Regions from separate parts of the Homo sapiens genome. Here region 2 is linked to region 1. Evidence: chromatin contacts called from ENCODE Hi-C data. All regions are on one chromosome and are shown on one strand. Each heading gives the region's core, a stretch centred on a gene start or an enhancer-like site at or near the end of the contact. The rest is flanking DNA. Distances are from core to core; before and after follow the strand shown.

Region 1 (3,579 bases), core at 530-3,029:
ACAGAACCAGGAAAAGGCAGAGAGTGGGCTGAGAACACATCACCCCATAAAGTTTCTAAAGGGGACTTTCAATGTTGATTAGGTATCCGTACCCAGGGGAAAGAAAAGGAGAGACACAAAGGTTTTTTTGTTTGTTTTTTTGTTTTTTACAGTGCAGTGTCAGGTTATTCTCTGCTTCCTCACATGTGAAATGTTCAGGAACACAAATCTTTTAAGAAGCCGGCCGGGCGCGGTGGTCACGCCTGTAATCCCAGCACTTTGGGAGGCCGAGGCGGGCGGATCACCTGAGGTCATGAGTTCGAGATGAGCTTGGCCAACATGGTGAAACCCCGTCGCTACTAAAAATACAAAAAATTAGCCGGGTGTGGTGGTGGGTGCCTGTAATTCCAGCTACTCGGGAGGGTGAGACAGGAGAATTTCTTGAACCCGGGAGGCGGAGGTTGCGGTGAGCCGACATCGCACCATTGCACTCCAGCCTGGGCAACAAGAGCACAACTCCATCTCAAAAAAAAAAAAAAGAAAGAAAGAAAAAAAGAAGCCATCCATTGCTCTCTGAAAACAAAATGAAAATTAAAATACTGGGACTCTGAAATTTAGCACGGGTGGGGCGGAGGAGGGAGGAGTTCATGATGTTGCTGTGAACTGAGGAGGGAAAGTTAGCCTGCGTAAGGCTCTGGAAACCAAGGGAGTTACTACCACCCCTAGGAGGAGTTAGAATGAGGGAACAGGGTAGTGGATTTGAGACCCTGCTACCCCCATCTCTGAAAAACTCGAAGAGGAATCAGTCACCCTGGGAAGAAAAGAAGGGACTGGGGACCCCGCAGACCACAGCTCCTCCCGTGCACAAACCCCACGCAAGAATCTGGATTCTGATTGCAGTTAGATATTAACCAGGTACCCTGAGCCCCACTGCCTCGCGGGGGCCGCCTTCCTGAGAGTCAGGTCACAGAAGACACTGACCGCCGGCTTCTGCATTGTGCCTGGGGATAAGATCTCGGAGAGCTGCTCGAGTTGCCCAAGTTCTTTCTCAGATCTTGAATTCCAACGGAAAGGCTGGCGCCAAGCAGGGTGAAAACCCCACGAGGGAACCCACTCAGCAGGAGAATGCGGTTTCTTCACCTCCCGTCCCAGGATTCGCCTGTCACTTCCCCACCAACCAGCGACCCCACACTTCAGCCGCCCCTGTCCAGACCCCTAAACACCCCCATCCCCAAACCTCTCATGGAGGCGGAACTGGGGTCTTCTCTCCTCTCCCCCTATTAAACTGTTTCTGCTGCAGGCCTTGGAGTCTCGGTGCAGTGACTCGGACCGCGAACCTGTGCCGGTTACAGCCGCACAATCTGGGAAGACGCGGAGCTGTGGGCATGGAGCTGCCCCAGAGAGGGCGCGGGAGCCGGGGCCGCAGTTGCTGCGCAGAAACGGGACAGGACGCCCGGGGTCCCGGCTGCCGGCCCAGCCCCCAGCTCCCACCCCGCGGCCGAGGGGACTGAAGGCCGGCTGGGCCAGGGGAACTCGGGTCCACAGACCCCGCAGTCGCCGCGGGGACGCCCGGGTCCCGCCACAGCCGGTTCTGGCCGGTTCCAACCAGTCCTTCGCCCTGCCCCAGGACGCCGGGCCCCGCACACTCACCATTTCCCGGCTTCCGCGGTGTCCCGTGTTCTCCCCAAGGTTCCCCGCTGCCAGCATAGGACTCAGCGTGACAGTGCCTGCCACTGACCTGCCAGGGCTTCTCTCAGCTACAGAGCCAGGAGCGGGAGCTCAGAGGGGTGTAGAAAGCTCCACCCTCCTCCCGGCAGCGCGCCTGACTGGCAGTTCCCAAGAACTCGCCCCCAACACTGATTGGGTAGAGCTCCAAATTCCGCCCCCCCAGGGAACTGATTGACAGAAGAAGGATCTTACACGGCTGAGTGGAGCGAGATGAAGCGGTTCCAGACACAGCCCTTGATAGGGTGGGCTTCCTCCCTTCGCTGTGACCTGACCCCTCCCAGGGGACATTTGCATTTAAGCGGAATTTCCTGCCTGTACTCAATGGGCTCTTCCTGCTCCTTCTTCCTGGACGGGGACCCACAAGTGTGTGCTGGGAATTCGAGACTCACTGCCCAGTGGAGCCATCCCCTGGCCTCAGAGCGGTAGGGGAGGCCCAGGCCACACAAACCACACTGAAGCAGGAGGGAAGGCCTGGTGTCCTCCAGGGATCAGGAATTTAGGATGAGACTGCTGGCTCCATGGTCAAGCCTTTCTCCCACCTTATCTCCCAATCTACTCATTCTCAGACCAGAAAATAAAAACACATCAACAATGAAATAAAATTGTTAAATGCATGGAAAATCTGGAATTATATGGCAGTAATCTTCTATAAAGGAATCAAAAGAAGGGAAAAGAAAAAACCTGAATTAGTTCAGAGAAATTTCAGCCACAGTTCAGCAGGAAACCCCCTTTCAGGAGGTTAAACATATTTTCAAGCTTAGAAGGCAGATTCTGACTCCTGAAGTTGAGTCCCAGAGTGTGTAACCAGCAGCTTAGCAGCTGAGTCTCAAACCACGTTTTAAACCTTTTTTTTCTTCTTCTTTCCCTTTTCCTCTTTCCCCTCCTGATCTCAAGATAATAACTTCGAGATAAACTGCATAGATGTTACCTCTCATCTTAAAATACAGCCTCAGAATGTGCTGTGAACTTCCACTCCCTTTCCTTTCCCATACTACACTGCCATGCCTTATGCACATTTATTTTTATTTTATTTTTTTGGAGACGGAGTCTCACTCTGTCACCCAGGACAGACTGTAGTGGCTCAATCTTGGCTCACTGCAACCTCCGCCTCCCAAGTTGAAGCAATTCTCCTGCCTCAGCCTCCCGAGTAGCACACTGGACTACAGGTGCACGCTGCCATGCCCAGCTAATTTTTTTGTATTTTAGTAGAGACAGGGTTTCACCATGTTGCCCAGGCTGGTCGTGAACTCCTGAGCTCAGGCAATCCGCCGGCCTCGGCCTCCCAAAGTGTTAGGATTACAGGCGTGAGCCACCACGCCTGGCCTGTGCACATTTATTTACCTAAATACTTATTAAGCACACACCATGCTCTCTTATTTGGTCATATATTTCCTTAGAAGCTTCAGGGGTTGGATCTTGTTAGGTACCAGGCACCTCTGGAATTCTCTTTCCAACAAAAGATTACTTCAAAGACAGAACCCACACCCAGCTGAAGAGTGACTACTATCGGGGAAACCAGCCCCCAATATTTCAACGTAGGTTCTATTTTCCCTAAGTGTCGGCCCATCTGAGAAATTAAGAGAAAGAGTACAAAGAGAAGAATTTTACAGCTGGGCCTCCAGGGGTGACATCACATATCGGCAGGTTCCATGATGCCCACCTGGGCTGCAAAACCAGCAAGTTTTTATTAGGGATTCTAATAGGGGAGGGGGTGTACGAACAGGGAGTAAGTCACAAAGATCACATGCCTCAAAGGGCAATAAAAGATCACAAGGCAAAGGCAAAATTAGAATTACTGATGAGGGTCTGTGTCCTGCTGTGCATGCACTGTCTTGATAAACATCTTAACAGGAAACAGGGTTCGAGAGCAGA
Region 2 (3,484 bases), core at 152-2,651, 320 kb after region 1:
ACTCTGCCCCTTCCCAGACCAGATCTCAAGACACACGTTCAGGATTTGCCCCCACCCTTTTTTTTTTTTTTTTGGACGGAGTTTCACTCTTGTTACCCAGGCTAGAGTGCAATGGCGCGATCTCGGCTCACTGCAAGCTCCACCTCCCGGGTTCAAGCGATTCTCCTGCCTCAGCCTCCCGAGTAGCTGGGACTACAGGCGCGCACCACCATGCCCGGCTAATTTTTTGCATTTTAGTAGAGACGGGGTTTCTCCATGTTGGTCAGGCTGGTCTCGAACTCCCGACCTCAGGTGATCCGCCCGCCTCGGCCTCCCAAAATGCTGAGATTACAGGCATGAGCCACCGTGCCCGGCCTTTTTTTTTTTTTTTTTTTGAGACAGAGTATCGCTCTGTCACCAGGCTGGAGTGCAGTGGCGCAATCTCAGCTCACTGCAACCTCCACCTCGCGGGTTCAAGCGATTCTCCTGCCTCAGCCTCCCGAGTAGCTGGGACTACAGGCGCGCAACACCATGCCCGGCTAATTTTTTGCATTTTAGTAGAGACAGGGTTTCACCATGTTGGCCAGGCTTGTCTCGAACTCCTCTTCTCTTGATCCACCCGCCTCGGCTTCCCAAAATGCTGGGATTATAGGCATGCGCCACCGCGCCCAGCCAGCCCCCACCCTTTTAGGAATCAGAGAGCATCTCCTTTCAGATCCGGTCCCTTCCCCGCTGGGAAAAGCAAATCTAAATTCAAGAACCGCCCAGACTTAGGCTCCTCCTCCCATATCCTCCCTTAATTTGTCTTGCCCCAGGCTCCGCCCATTCCAGAAAGCTTTAAATGTACCTAGAACCCGCCCCCACACCAAGAATCAGTCCTCGCCTCCTCAGGTTACCGTACCAGCATGTAACTACCAGAGTGCAAAATCCCCTTCCCAGGACAGAAACTCCCGCCCAGAATAGGTCCCGCCTTCCTCCAACTATTGGGCAACTCAAATAAAAGACATATCCCCTCCACTGGAAACGCTGCCCCCGTCTAGTACCGCGTTGGTTCTACAAGCCACGCCCCTCCGCGTCCCTAGAAATTCCGCCCGGTCCTCACCATGGCATTGACTTGCTGTACAGCGCGCCCGAAGTTGGTTGCTTGGAAGCCGGTGGTGCCGAAGGCCTCCAGCAGTGCGCGGTAATTCACACCGCGGTTGAAGTCGTAGCCCCGGACCTGGGTGCTTTCGGGCGGCAACGTCGAGCTGTGCTTTAGCACGGCGGCCAGCGCCCCCGCTGGCGCCTCCCGTTCCAGGGAACCTTCCATGCGCCTATAGCCGGCTCTCGAGTCAAAGCTGCCCCTAGGCCGGGCTTACGGCGGCCCAGAAACGCGTTAAACCCCGACGCGCGCGTCTCCGCAAGAGCACAGGAAGTAGGGAACGTGCTTTGGGCGAAAGACCGGAAGTTGGTTTATCACGTGACCATTTTTAGCCCCTGTAAACCAGGTCGCCGCCATTTTTGTGCGTGTGTTCCGTAATACGGAAGCCGCGAGGAGCCTTTAGGCCCTTTCTTTCTTTTTTTTTTTTTTTTTTTTTTTGAGACGGAGTCTCGCTCTGTCACCCAGGCTGGAGTGCAGTGGCGCGATCTCAGCTCACTGCCAGCTCCGCTTTCCGGGTTCACGCTGTTCTCCTGCCTCAGCCTCCCGAGTAGCTGGGACTACAGGCGCCCACCACCACGCCCGGCTAATTTTTTTGTATTTTTAGTAGAGACGGGGTTTCACCTGGTCTCGATCTCCTGACCTCGTGATTCGCCCGCCTCGGCCTCCCAAAGTGCTGGGATTACAGGCGTGACCCACCGCGCCCGGCGCCTTTAGGCCTTTTCTTCCTTTTTTTTTCTTTTTTTTTTTTTTGATACAGGGTTTCGCTCTTGTTGCCCAGGCTGGAGTGCAATTGCCCGATCTCAGCTCACCACAACCTCCACATTCCGGGTTCAAGCGATTCTCCTGCCTCAGCCTCCCGAGTAGCTGGGACTACTGGCATGCACCGCCATGCCCGGCTAATTTTGTATTTTTAGTAGAGGCGGGGTTTCTCCCTGTTGGTCAGGCTGGTCTCGAACTTCCGACCTCAGGTTATCCGCCCGCCTCAGCCTCCCAAAGTGCTGGGATTACAGGCGTGAGCCACTGCGCTTCGGCCTTTACTTGTTTTCATGTGTTCTCGACTTCCCATGAATGAAGATTCTTTTTTATTTTTATTATTTATTTATTTAATTTATTTTTGAGACAAGAGTTACACGCTCTTGTTACGCAGGCTGGAGTGCGGTGGTGCAATCTTGACTCATTGCAACCTCTGCCCCCCTGGTTCAAGCGATTCTCCTGCCTCAGCCTCCCGAGTTGCTGGGATTACAGACACCCACCACCAGGCCTGGCTAATTTTTTATTTTTAGTAGAGATGGCATTTCACCATGTTGGCGAGGCTGGTTCTGCCCTCAGGTGACCGCCCGCCTGGGCTTTCCAAAGTGCTGAGATTACAGGTGTGAGCCACCGTCCCCAGCCAAAATTCCTATTTTAATGCCACCTGCTGGAGACCCACTGCTTGGCCCGGCACTCGCCCATTCGTTTCTGTTCTGTCCCCTCGGGAGGGGAGGATGGTTTTGTTGTTGTTGTTGCTGTTTTGTTTGTTTGTTTGTTTGAGCTAGAGTCTTGCGCTGTCTCCCAGGCTGGAGTGCAGTGGCACGATCTCGGCTCACTGCAACCTCCGCCTCCCAGGTTCACGCCATTCTTCTGCCTCAGCCTCCCCAGTAACTGGGACTACAGGCGCCGGCCACCACGCCCGGCTAATATTTTGTATTTTTAGTAGAGACGGGGTTTCACCGTGTTAGCCAGGGTAGTCTCGATCTCCTGACCTCGTGATCCGCCCGCCTCAGCCTCCCAAAGTGCTGGGATTACAGGCATGAGCCACCGCGCCTGGCCTGCTGCTATTTTTTGATAGGGTCTCACTCTGTCGCCAGGCTGGAGTGCTGTGACGCGATCTCGGCCCACTGCAACCTCTGACTCCCGGACTCAGGTCATCCTCCCACCCCAGCATTCCGACTAGTGTGCACCATCGTGCCCAGCTAATTTTTTTATGAGGGTCACTTTTTTTTTTTTTTTTTTTTTTGAGACAGAGTCTCGCTCTGTCGCCCAGGCTGGAGTGCAGTGGCGCAATCTCGGCTCACTGCAAGCTCTGCCTCCCAGGTTCATGCCATTCTCCTGCCTCAGCCTCCCGAGTAACTGGGACTACAGGTGCCCGCCACCACACCCGGCTAATTTTTTCTGTTTTTAGTAGAGATGGGGTTTCACCGTGTTAGCCAGGATGGTCTCGATCTCCTGAACTCGTGACCCGCCCGCCTTGGCCTCCCAAAGTGCCAGGATTACAGGCGTGAGCCACTGCGCCCGGCCGAGGGTCACTTCTTAAGCGTCACCCATGGACAAGATTTCGGTCACCAGGCAGAGTTAGACACAGTTTCATCCTTCCTCAGCCACTTT

Evidence for each region. Hi-C counts contacts between places; a loop is a spot of excess contacts on that map. Pooled maps may share reads with other maps.
Region 2: a loop to region 1 is called in a pooled map, with 5 times the contacts of the local background. The contact joins the promoter of DHPS here to the promoter of ZNF442 in region 1. A Hi-C loop is called at or near these places in 5 of 50 pooled maps.

What each region holds. Positions count from the first base shown.
Region 1 is chr19:12,363,904-12,367,482 of GRCh38, forward strand. ZNF442 (zinc finger protein 442) reads right to left here and starts at 1,780. Exons shown (of 6, transcript NM_030824.3): 1 at 1,630-1,780; 2 at 899-1,340. RefSeq lists a silencer at 1,314-1,493 and an enhancer at 1,594-1,693.
Region 2 is chr19:12,680,479-12,683,962 of GRCh38, forward strand. DHPS (deoxyhypusine synthase) reads right to left here and starts at 1,402. Exons shown (of 9, transcript NM_001930.4): 1 at 1,082-1,402. The coding sequence starts at 1,288. RefSeq lists cis regulatory regions at 633-1,133, 1,159-1,693 and enhancers at 1,053-1,576, 1,217-1,511, 1,577-2,099, 2,623-3,145.